2 separate regions of the Homo sapiens genome follow, and region 1 is linked to region 2. The links are chromatin contacts, found by Hi-C or POLR2A ChIA-PET in ENCODE. All regions are on one chromosome and are shown on one strand. Each heading gives the region's core, a stretch centred on a gene start or an enhancer-like site at or near the end of the contact. The rest is flanking DNA. Distances are from core to core; before and after follow the strand shown.

Region 1 (4,706 bases), core at 2,154-4,653, 140 kb before region 2:
TTGCATAACTTGCTTTGTTAATAGGTTTCACTGGTGTACCAATGCTGTTTAATAATATTAAAAAGAAAAAAAACAGGAAATACACTTCAACCTCCAGACTCCTACATGATAGAATTCATGTTTGTTTCCTTCCCTTTGAGTCTCTACCCACACGTGTCACAAAGCAGTGACCGTGAGACCACCTTACGTCTTAATGTCTAATATTCCTCTGAGTGAATTAAGCATTTAAATAGCCATTCCCGCTCTTTATTTAATATAACAAAAATTTGGAAAAAATGCTGTAATCTATGGGATTACTTCCTTGAGATACAGCAACACCTGTGTGAGGGTTGATGGGTGGGTAGATCTTTCTAGATTCTGACTCGTAAGATTATCACAGGCCACATGTGGCACAAGCCCACTGAGAAAGACTGGGACAGACAAAGCTGGCAGGCAGGGCAGTGGCAGGTCATCAGCAGCAGCAGTTCTTGCAAGAGTCCATACAGAAGATGGCTCAGGCACAGGGAGACTGTGCCGACTCAATACCTTGACTCAGAATGCTCAATCCTGGGGGTGCAAGTATCTCTTTTGACAGCTCCTTAGGCTCCCCATAAGGACATGCCCAGCAGAGTCACTGTGTTCCATGAAACAAAAGCCTGGGTGGCCCATCACTTATCCATGGCTCTTTCCCATCCAAATGTAATTTACCAACCAGGGGACATTTTACCACAAGGACCATGCCCAGAAACAAATGTTATGTTCTGCCTTATCTAGCTCCCAGGGAAACAGAGCTAGAAAGTTAAACAAAAGTCAAATTCTCATGCAAGGAAAGGATTTTGTCAACTGTAACTCACAGATTCTGTTTAGGGATGGGATTTCTGAGTCCAGAGCAAAGTTTTGGCCAGGCGCGGTGGCTCACGCCTATAATCCCAGCACTTTGGGAGGCCAAGGAAGGTGAATCACCTGAGGCCAGGAGTTCGAGACCAGCCTGGCCAACATGGGAAAACTCTGTCTCTACCAAAAATACAAAAAATTAGCTGGTCGTGGTGGTGGGCAACTAATCCCAGCTACCAAAAAGGCTGAAGCAGGAGAATCGCTTGAACTCAGGAGGCGGAGGTTTCAGTGAGCTGAGATCACACCACCGCACTCCAGCCTGGGCAACAAGAGCAAAATTGTCTTTAAAAAAAAAAACAAACAAAACATGAAGAAGTTTTCATGATTTTTGCTAATTCACTTTCCTGAAAGATTTTTCCCATTTATACAACAATCACTATTACAGTGGTTAGCACGAGTACAGGACCTAAATGAGAAAAATAATTTTACAGAGAAAAAAAGAATTTGAATAAACAGTCTATGGGAGCCTTAATGTAAAGACTTGCATTCATGCATTCTCTCCTATTTAAACAAGTCCAGGGTTGTTGTTGTTGTTGTTGTTTTTGAGGTGGGAAGGGGAGGCTGGGGAGCATTTAATATAAACAATCCCGTTTTTATTCATAAAAATAAATAAATACACAAGAAATGTCCCTTCCCCTAAAACACAAATGACAAGAGACTTGCCTTTACAGTCTTGAAAAGCATGTTATAAAAATACAGTATTAACAGTGGGGTGCTGGAATAGGACTAAACCGATCAATGAAACAGACACCAGAAATGAACAATTTTGACAAATATGGCATTATAAAATTCAGTGGCAAAAAGATGAACAATTCACTAAATGGTAAGAGCCAGAAAAATTTTGGTGAGAATTAAGATCTCTACATCTCCTCTTCCAAGAGATTCCCAAAGGAGTAAAGATTTAAATGTAAAAATGGTTACACATGAAGCAGAAAGGAATATACACAAATATTAGCAAGTTGTTCCATGTGGTGGGATTACAGATGTTTTTGTTTCCTTATACTTAACTGTGACTCTTAGAGGAGCACATTACCTTTACACTCAAACAGCCACCTCCACTTTGGAGAAAAATGTTAATCTGTTGATTTTTTCAAATCAATTTCTGATGACAAAAATCTCCACTCATCATGTAAGACAAATTACATTTAAATGCAGATTTTCATCTTCACTCAGGGCTGGCTAAGCATTTCAGAGTTGTTGCAAATGGTACTAAACAGCTGATACTAAGAATTCCACATCTTCTTTCACCAGGACATTGATGGCTTTAAACTGGCAAAAGTTAAAAGGTATATTTTTGTACTTAATGTTCTCCCAGATCAAGAATGGGACACTTGTTTCTAGAAAAGAGCCAGGGGCCAGGCGTGGTGGCTCATGCCTGTAATCCCAGCATTTTGGGAGGCTGAGGTAGGTGGATCACGAGGTCAAGAGACTGACAAATCCATCCTGGCCAACATGGTGAAACACCAGCTATACTAAAAATACAAAAATTAAGCTGCGCGTGGTGGCACGCGCTTGTAATCTCAGCTACTTGGGAGGCTGAGGCAGGAGAATCGCTTGAACCTGGAAGGTGGAGGCTGCAGTGAGCCGAGATCACACCACTGCACTCTAGCATGGGCAACAAGAGTGAAACTCCATCTCAAAAAAAAAAAAAAAAGCCAGGAACAAAACACACTAAATGCAACTTTTGCTACAAGAAGCTGCCCAAGCAGAGTTAGCTTCAAAATGTCCAAAAGCAATTTCTGCTTTTGTTATCAATTTCTATTTCCATCTTCATGGATTTCTGAAGACTGAAATTATTTTTTAAAAGCCTATGGCCAGGCATGGGTGACTCATGCCTGTAATCCCAGCACTCTGAGAGGCTGAGGCGGGCAGATCACTTGAGGTCAAGAGTTCGAGACCAGCCTGGCCAACATGGTAAAAACCCATCTCTACTGAAAATACAAAAATTAGCTGGGTGTGGTGAAACACACCTGTAATAACTACTCGGGAGGCTGAGGCAGGAGAATCACTTGAACCCAGGAGGCAGAGGTTGCAGTGAGCCGAGATCGCATCACTGCGCTCCAGCCTGGGCAACAGAGCGAAATGAAGTCAAAGATTTAAAAAAAAAAAAAAAAAAAAGGCTACAAAGTTTGAAATTTCTAACTGGAAAACAGTTCTCTAAAGCACCGACCACTTCCTCTCACAGGAGAATCTGCAGCCAGCAGAGTAGAAAGGAAGAAAGAGTTACATAAGATCTCTGAGACCTGGTCCTTCAAGGAAAGCATTTTAGATAACATCCATTAATCCATGTATATATTAATATCCTCTAAAAATTTTCTAGAATAAGGTATATTCATAACACATTTCTTTCCTTCTGCCACCAAACCAAACCTCACCAGTGTGCATCGGAAGAAGCTCCTCAGAGCGAAACTACCAGTATTGGTACCAGTATTTGAACGATGAAACAATTCTTTCTTTCAAGTACAATGTTTCTCATAACAAATCAAAAGCTGGCATCTTCCTTTATTCGCCTGCAGTCATCACCTTCTTCATCTATGCCACAGAAAAGCCAAATGGCCACATAAGCAGACAAAATAAGGAAACATGAGCAGGTAAAAAGATCAAGAAAAATATTGTTCAAGGGCTTGGGTGGGCAGAGGTCGGTGGTCAGAAAGAGGTTAACCAGGAATACACAGGGGTACCTAGGGGAAGGGCAAAGGACTGCTATGGTGAAAATGAGGACAGCAGGGAAGGGCTAGGAAGTTGGGGGTCAGTTAGCAATTCGAAAGTCTGAATTCTTGCAGGTAGGATAACAGCTCACGTGGAGGTGAAGGCTTTATGGTGTTGCAGGAATTGAAAGCAAAGTATAGTAGTACCCACTTATCCATGGGGGGTAGGCCCCAAGACCCCCAGTGAATGCCTGAAACACAGCAAGTACCAAACTTGTCATCCGTCAGGACACATTGATGATGTTCATGTTTTCCACCTACAAATTTAATGCTTTTTCCATTGTAACTAACCACTCATCATATACTGTGGCTTTTACCTTTTGCAGTATGAGGTGTCACAGCAAAATTAGCATGATTTTCTTTTTCCTTCTTCACAATTTCAAAGATAGAAAATATGTTCTCACAAATTTTAGCAACCTCGGCATACAATTTTTTCACTTTCCTTATTAAGTCAACAATTTTTACCTTTTCACTTCAAGAGCTTCTCTGTGGCATAACCAAATTGCCAGCATCTTGTGCTTTGGGACCATTATTAAGTCAATTATGAGTTACTTGAACACAAGCATTGCAACATTGATGTGATAACCAAGACAGCTACTAAGTGACTAACGGGCAGGTAGCATCTATGGTGTAGAAACCCTGGACAAAGCGATGATTCACTTCCTGGGTGGGATAGCACAAGCTTCATCAAGCTAATCCAAACAGCACGCAATTTAAAACTTATGGCAGGGTGCAGTGGCTCATGCCTGTAATCCCAGAACTCTGGGAGGCTGAGGCAGGAAGACTGCTTAAGGCCAGGAGTTTTGAGACCAACCTGGGCAACATGTTGAAACCCAGTCGCTACAAAATATTTAATACATTACCTGGGCATGGTGGTACACTCCTGTAAGTCCCAGTTACTCGGCAGGCCGAGGTGGGAAGATGGCTTGAGCCCAGGAGTTTAAGGCTCCAGTGAGCTATGATCGCTCCACTGCCCTCCAGCCTGGGTGACAGAACAACCCTCTGTCTCAAAAAGCAGACAAACAAAAAGAAACTTAAGAATAGTATTTCTATAGTTTCCCGTTTAATATTTTCAGACCACGATTGACTGCAGATAAAGAGGATTACTATATCTGCAAAGCCATC
Region 2 (5,297 bases), core at 2,725-5,224:
CTCTCAAGTAGCGGAGACTACAGGTGTCAGAGGCATGTGAACGACAACAACTCCATCCTGAATAGGAACTGGGTAAAACGAGGTTGAAACCTGTGAGCTGCATTCCCATACAGTTAAGGCATTTTAAGTCACAGCGTGTTGGGAATTGGTGGGTTCTTGGTCTCACTGACTTCAAGAATGAAACCGCAGACCCTTGCGGTGAGTGTTACAGTTCTTAAAGGTGGCGTGTCTGGAGTTTGCTCCTTCTGATGTTTGGATGTGTTCGGAGTTTCTTCCTTCTGGTGGGGTTCGTGGTCTCGCTGGCTCGGGAGTGAAGCGGAGGACCTTCGCGGTGAGTGTTAACAGCTCTTAAGGAGGCGCGTCTGGAGTTGTTCGTTCCTCCCGGTAGGTTTGTGGTCTCGCTGGCTTCAGGAGTGAAGCTGCAGACCTTCGTGGTGTGTGTTACAGCTCATAAAGGCAGCGTGGACCCAAAGAGTGAACAGCAGCAAGATTTATTGCCAAGAGCGAAAGAACAAACTCTCCAGTGTGGAAGGAGACCCCAGCGGGTTGCCACTGCTGGCTCTGGCAGCCTGCCTTTATTTTCTTATCTGGCCCTACCCACATCCTGCTGATTGGTTCATTTTACAGAGAGGGGAGAGGTCTGTTTTGACAGTGTGCTGATTGGTGTCTTTATAATCCCTGAGCTAGACACAAAGGTTCTCCACGTCCCCACTAGATTAGCTAGATACAGAGTGTCCACACAAAGGTTCTCCAAGTCCCCACCAGAGTAGTTAGATACAGAGTGTCAACTGGTGCATTCACAAACCCTGAGCTAGACACAGGGTGCTGATTGGTGTGTTTACAAACCTTGAGCTAGATACAGACTGCCGATTGGTGTATTTACAATCCCTTAGCTAGACATAAAGATTCTCCAAGTCCCCAACAGTCTCAGGAGCCCAGCTGGCTTCACCCAGTGAATCCTGCACCCGGGCGGCAGGGGGAGCTGCCTGCCAGTCCCCGGCCGTGCGCCCGCACTCCTCAGCCCTTGCGTGGTCGATGGGACTGGGCGCCTTGGAGCAGGGGGCGGCGCTCGTCGGGGAGGCTGGGGCCGCACAGCAGCCCACGGAGGAGGGGGAGGCTCAGGCATGGCGGGCTGCAGGTCCCGAGCCCTGCCCTGCGGGGAGGCAGCTAAGGCCCGGCGAGAAATCGAGTGCAGCGCCCGTGGGCCGGCACTGCTGGGGGACCCAGCACACCCTCCGCAGCCGCTGGCCGGGGTGCTAAGCCCCTCATTGCCCAGGGCTGGCAGGGCCGGCCGGCCGGCCGCTCCGAGTGCGGGGCCCGCCAAGCCCAGGCCCACCCAGAACTCCAGCTGGCCCGCAAGCGCCGTGCGCAGCCTCGGTTCCCGCTCGCGCCTCTCCCTCCACACCTCCCTGCAAGCTGAAGGAGCCGGCTCCGGCCTTGGCCAGCCCAGAAGGGGGCTCCCACAGTGCAGCGGTGGGCTGAAGGGCTCCTCAAGCGCGGCCAGAGTGGGCGCCAAGGCCGAGGAGGCGCCGAGAGCGAGGGAGGGCGCACGCTGTCACCTCTCAACAGGATGAGATAGAAGGTCGGCACAAAATACTGGTCATAAAGACCTTACTGATAAAACAGGTTGCGGTAAAGGAGCCGGCCAAAACCCACCAAAACCAAAATGGCAATGAGTCCTCACTACTACACTCCCACCAGCGCCATGACAGTTTGCAAATGCCATGGCAACATCAGGAAGTTATCCTATATGGTCTAAAAAGGGGAGGCATGAATAATCCACCCCTTGTATAGCATATCATCAAGAAATAACCATAAAGATGGGCAACCAGCAGTCCTCGGGCTGCTCTGTCAATGGAGTAGCCATTCTTTTATTCTTTTACTTTCTTAATAAACTTGCTGGCTGGGGGCGGTGGCTCATGCCTGTAATCCCAGCACTTTGGGAGGCTGAGGCAGGTGGGTCACGAGGTCAGGAGTGCAAGACCAGCCTGGCCAAGATGTTGAAACCCCGTCTCTACTAAAAATACAAAAATTAGCCGGGCGTGGTGGCGGGCGCCTGTAATCGCAGCTACTTGGGAGGCTAAGGCAGAGAATTGCTTGAACCCGGGAGGCACAGGTTGCTGTGAGCCAAGACTGCGCCACTGCAATCCAGCCTGGGCAACAGAGCGAGACTCCATCTCAAATAAATAAATAAATAAAATAAAAAATAATAAACTTGCTTTCACTTTGCACTGCGGACTCATCCTGAATTCTTTCTTGCGTGAGATCCAGGAACCCTCTCTTGGGGTCAGGATCCAGACCCCTTTCCTGTAACACAGGCACTTGTCACCAGGCCCGGCTGATTTTTGATTTTTTGTAGAGATGGGGTTTTACCCTGTTGCCCGGTCTAGTTTTGAACTCCTTGGCTCAAGGGATCCTCCCTACTTGGCCTCCCAAAGTGCTGGGATTGGTGGCATGAGCCACTGTGCCTGGCCTTGTCTGATATTTATGACTAGATTGAGGTAATGGATTTTCAATAATTTTGTGGCAATACCACAGAAGTGATGTGCCTTTCTCAATGGATCCTATTAGTAGATACCTAATGTTACTATATTTTATATGTGGTGATGTTAACTTTGATCACTTGTTTAAAGTGGTGCCTGCCAGGATTCTCCACTGTAAACTATTTTTTCCTTTGTAATTACTAAACATTTTATTTTTATTTTTTAATTTCCTTTTGAGAGGGAGTCTCGCCCAGTCGCCCAGGCTGGAGTGCAGTGGCACGATCTTGGCTCACTGCATCTCCTGCCTCCCGGGTTCAAATGATTCTGGTACCTCAGCCTCTGGAGTAGCTGGGATTACAGGCACGCACCACCACACCCGGCTAATTTTATTTTATTTATTTATTTATTTATTTTGAGAAGGAGTCTCACCCTGTCGCCTAGGCTGGAGTGCAATGGCGCGATCTTAGCTCACTGCAACCTCCGCCTCCCAGGTTCAAGCGATTCTCCTGCCTCAGCCACCCCAAGTAGCTGGAATTACAGGCGCCTGCCACCACGCCCGGCTAATTTTTTGTATCTTTAGTATAGACGGGGTTTCACCATGTTGGCCAGGCTGGTCTCGAACTCCTGACCTCAGGTGATCCACCCGCCTCGGCCTCCTAAAGCGCTGGAATTACAGGCGTGAGTCACCGTGCCCGGCCTAATTACTAAACATTTTAGTAGAGATGTTTTGAAACTTTGCATATATCCTGTTTCGGCTTCAAGTTCTGCCTACTAATTTTAGCATTCATCCGTGGATGTTGGGGAAGGCCAACTTTTACTTTCTCAATCTGAGCAAAATTTCACTGTTTTAAGGAGCAAAACGAGCAGAATTATTGGACAGGAAGAATGGTAGGAGAGAGTAGAGACCTAGGCAAGGGCCGCTCCTGTAAAAATTAGGTAAGTGAAAACTAGTAATAATAAGTACACTCGCGGCTGGGCGCAGTGGCTCACGCTTGTAATCCAGCACTTCGGGAGGCCGAGGTGGGCGGATCACGAGGTCAGGAGATGGAGGCCACAGTGAAACCCCATCTCTACTAAAAATATAAAAAAAAATTAGCCGGGCGTGGTGGCGGGCGCCTGTAGTCCCAGCCACCCGGGAGGCTGAGGCAGGAGAATGGTGTGAACCCGGGAGGCGGAGCTTGCAGTGAGCTGAGATCGTGCCACTGCACTCCAGCCTGGGCGACAGAGCGAGACTCCGTCTCAAAAAAAAAAAAAAAAAAAAAAAAAAAAAAAAAAAAAAGTAAGTACACTCGCACTACGAACAGAAGGATATCCCGAGCAGCTCTGAGAGGGCTTTAGCAATCAGGCGCCGGGTCGGCTTCCCGGTTGCCCCGGAGACAGGGTCCTTCCTTGTTCGGCGCCGCCATCTTGTGTCACCAGCCCTTGCCCAATGAACGGCTGCTCAGTGGCGGGAGGGCGGGCTACCGCGCCCGGGCCCTACCCGCCCTGGCGCACTGCTCTTCCCGGTCATGGAGGCGCCAGCCGCCGGCTTGTTTCTGCTCCTGTTGCTTGGGACTTGGGCCCCGGCGCCGGGCAGCGCCTCCTCCGAGGCACCGCCGCTGATCAATGAGGACGTGAAGCGCACAGTGGACCTAAGCAGCCACCTGGCTAAGGTGACGGCCGAGGTGGTCCTGGCGCACCTGGGCGGCGGCTCCACGTCCCGAGCTACCTCTTTCCTGCTGGCTTTGGAGCCTGAGCTCGAGGCCCGGCTGGCGCACCTGGGCGTGCAGGTGAGTGTGGGCGACCCCTCGCCGCCGCTCCCGGGACCCTTCCCGCCTCCCTTCCTGGCGGTCCCCCGACTCCGCCCGCGCCCCTCTAGGCCTCAGGAAATGCGGAGACCCGGGCGGCGGGCGGGGCACAGGGGGTCCGTGGGATTGCCTCGGGGCCCGCGAGGAGTCCTGGGTGGCCAGGGGCCCCGGCGCCTCCGCTGCCCCCGGTGCGCGCCCGCCCTCCTGCCTGGGCCACGTCAGCACCGGCCTGCCCCCGCGCGGGTCGCTGCTCACGTGGGCAGCTGCTGGGATCCGCGGCCGACCAGCCTCGGAGCTTGCCCCTGTTTGGGCCGTTCTCGGCACCGCTCGGGAGACCTCGGGCCGGTAGAACGCACCTCCCTTCCGTAAGGCGAGCGCGGCAGCCCCTCGGCCCGGTGCCAGCGGGCGCCAGACTTCATTTCTCACGGCCCGACGAGGTGGCTCAAGTAGAGGACAAATAAATGAATTAAAGTGAATTTCATTCTCTTAATTCAGTATCTGGTCCGTTGTAGGTGCTTCTTTCTAGACATAGAGAACCATCAGAAATGTAACAGGTTTCGCATTTTTAAGTTGGTAATCACTTGAAATCCCTATGAATGTGATGCATTTTAAGGTTCCTAGTGAACGCTTTCTAAATGTTAAAACTCTTTTTAAAGTTAGTTTTAAAACTCCTGCACGTAATATAAGTTCTCTTATGCTGTACAGAAAAGGAAAGTCCAATTTTCTCCCTTCCCCCTGCTGCTTCTCATTCTTACACCTCGGCAATAAATGGCTGTGTTTGGCTTAAATGTTTCCAGGTATTTCAGTGATCACCAAAGAAAATGTTGGGTTTGGGAGTAAAGGGAATGTACATACACAGAGGTTTGGTTTTTATTACTATTGTTGTTAAACAATTTCATTAAATGATTACCTAATTATTTGTTGAGAGAATAGTCATTATAGTGTCACATTTCTTCTAAGCACACTTCGTTCTCTGACTGAATATGGAGCTATAAAGATGGGTTTATAGAGATTACGTTTCTGAAAT

Evidence for each region. Hi-C counts contacts between places; a loop is a spot of excess contacts on that map. ChIA-PET counts read pairs that join two places held with the same protein, here RNA polymerase II (POLR2A). Pooled maps may share reads with other maps.
Region 1: a loop to region 2 is called in a pooled map, with 6 times the contacts of the local background. The contact joins the enhancer-like site here to the promoter of RPN1 in region 2. A Hi-C loop is called at or near these places in 1 of 168 maps with a recorded cell type or tissue (mammary epithelial cell), 5 of 37 single-sample maps with no recorded cell type and 16 of 50 pooled maps. POLR2A ChIA-PET finds 5 or more read pairs at or near these places in 18 of 52 experiments (A673, AG04449, CD4-positive, alpha-beta T cell and 13 more).

Annotation. Positions count from the first base shown.
Region 1 is chr3:128,787,613-128,792,318 of GRCh38, reverse strand. All of the region lies in intron 1 of RAB7A (RAB7A, member RAS oncogene family), which reads right to left. Among named protein-coding and RNA genes, the nearest start is that of MIR12124, 57 kb to the left of the region's middle. Within about 2 kb of position 3,403, at least 10 of the 41 ENCODE cell types and tissues checked have a DNase peak (open chromatin) inside an H3K27ac peak, as active enhancers do; they include CD4-positive, alpha-beta T cell and mammary epithelial cell, where a contact is called at or near this core.
Region 2 is chr3:128,649,495-128,654,791 of GRCh38, reverse strand. It overlaps RPN1 (ribophorin I), which reads left to right and starts at 3,974. Exons shown (of 10, transcript NM_002950.4): 1 at 3,974-4,252. The coding sequence starts at 3,992. RefSeq lists enhancers at 3,501-3,580, 3,741-4,010, 4,681-4,750 and a silencer at 4,261-4,530.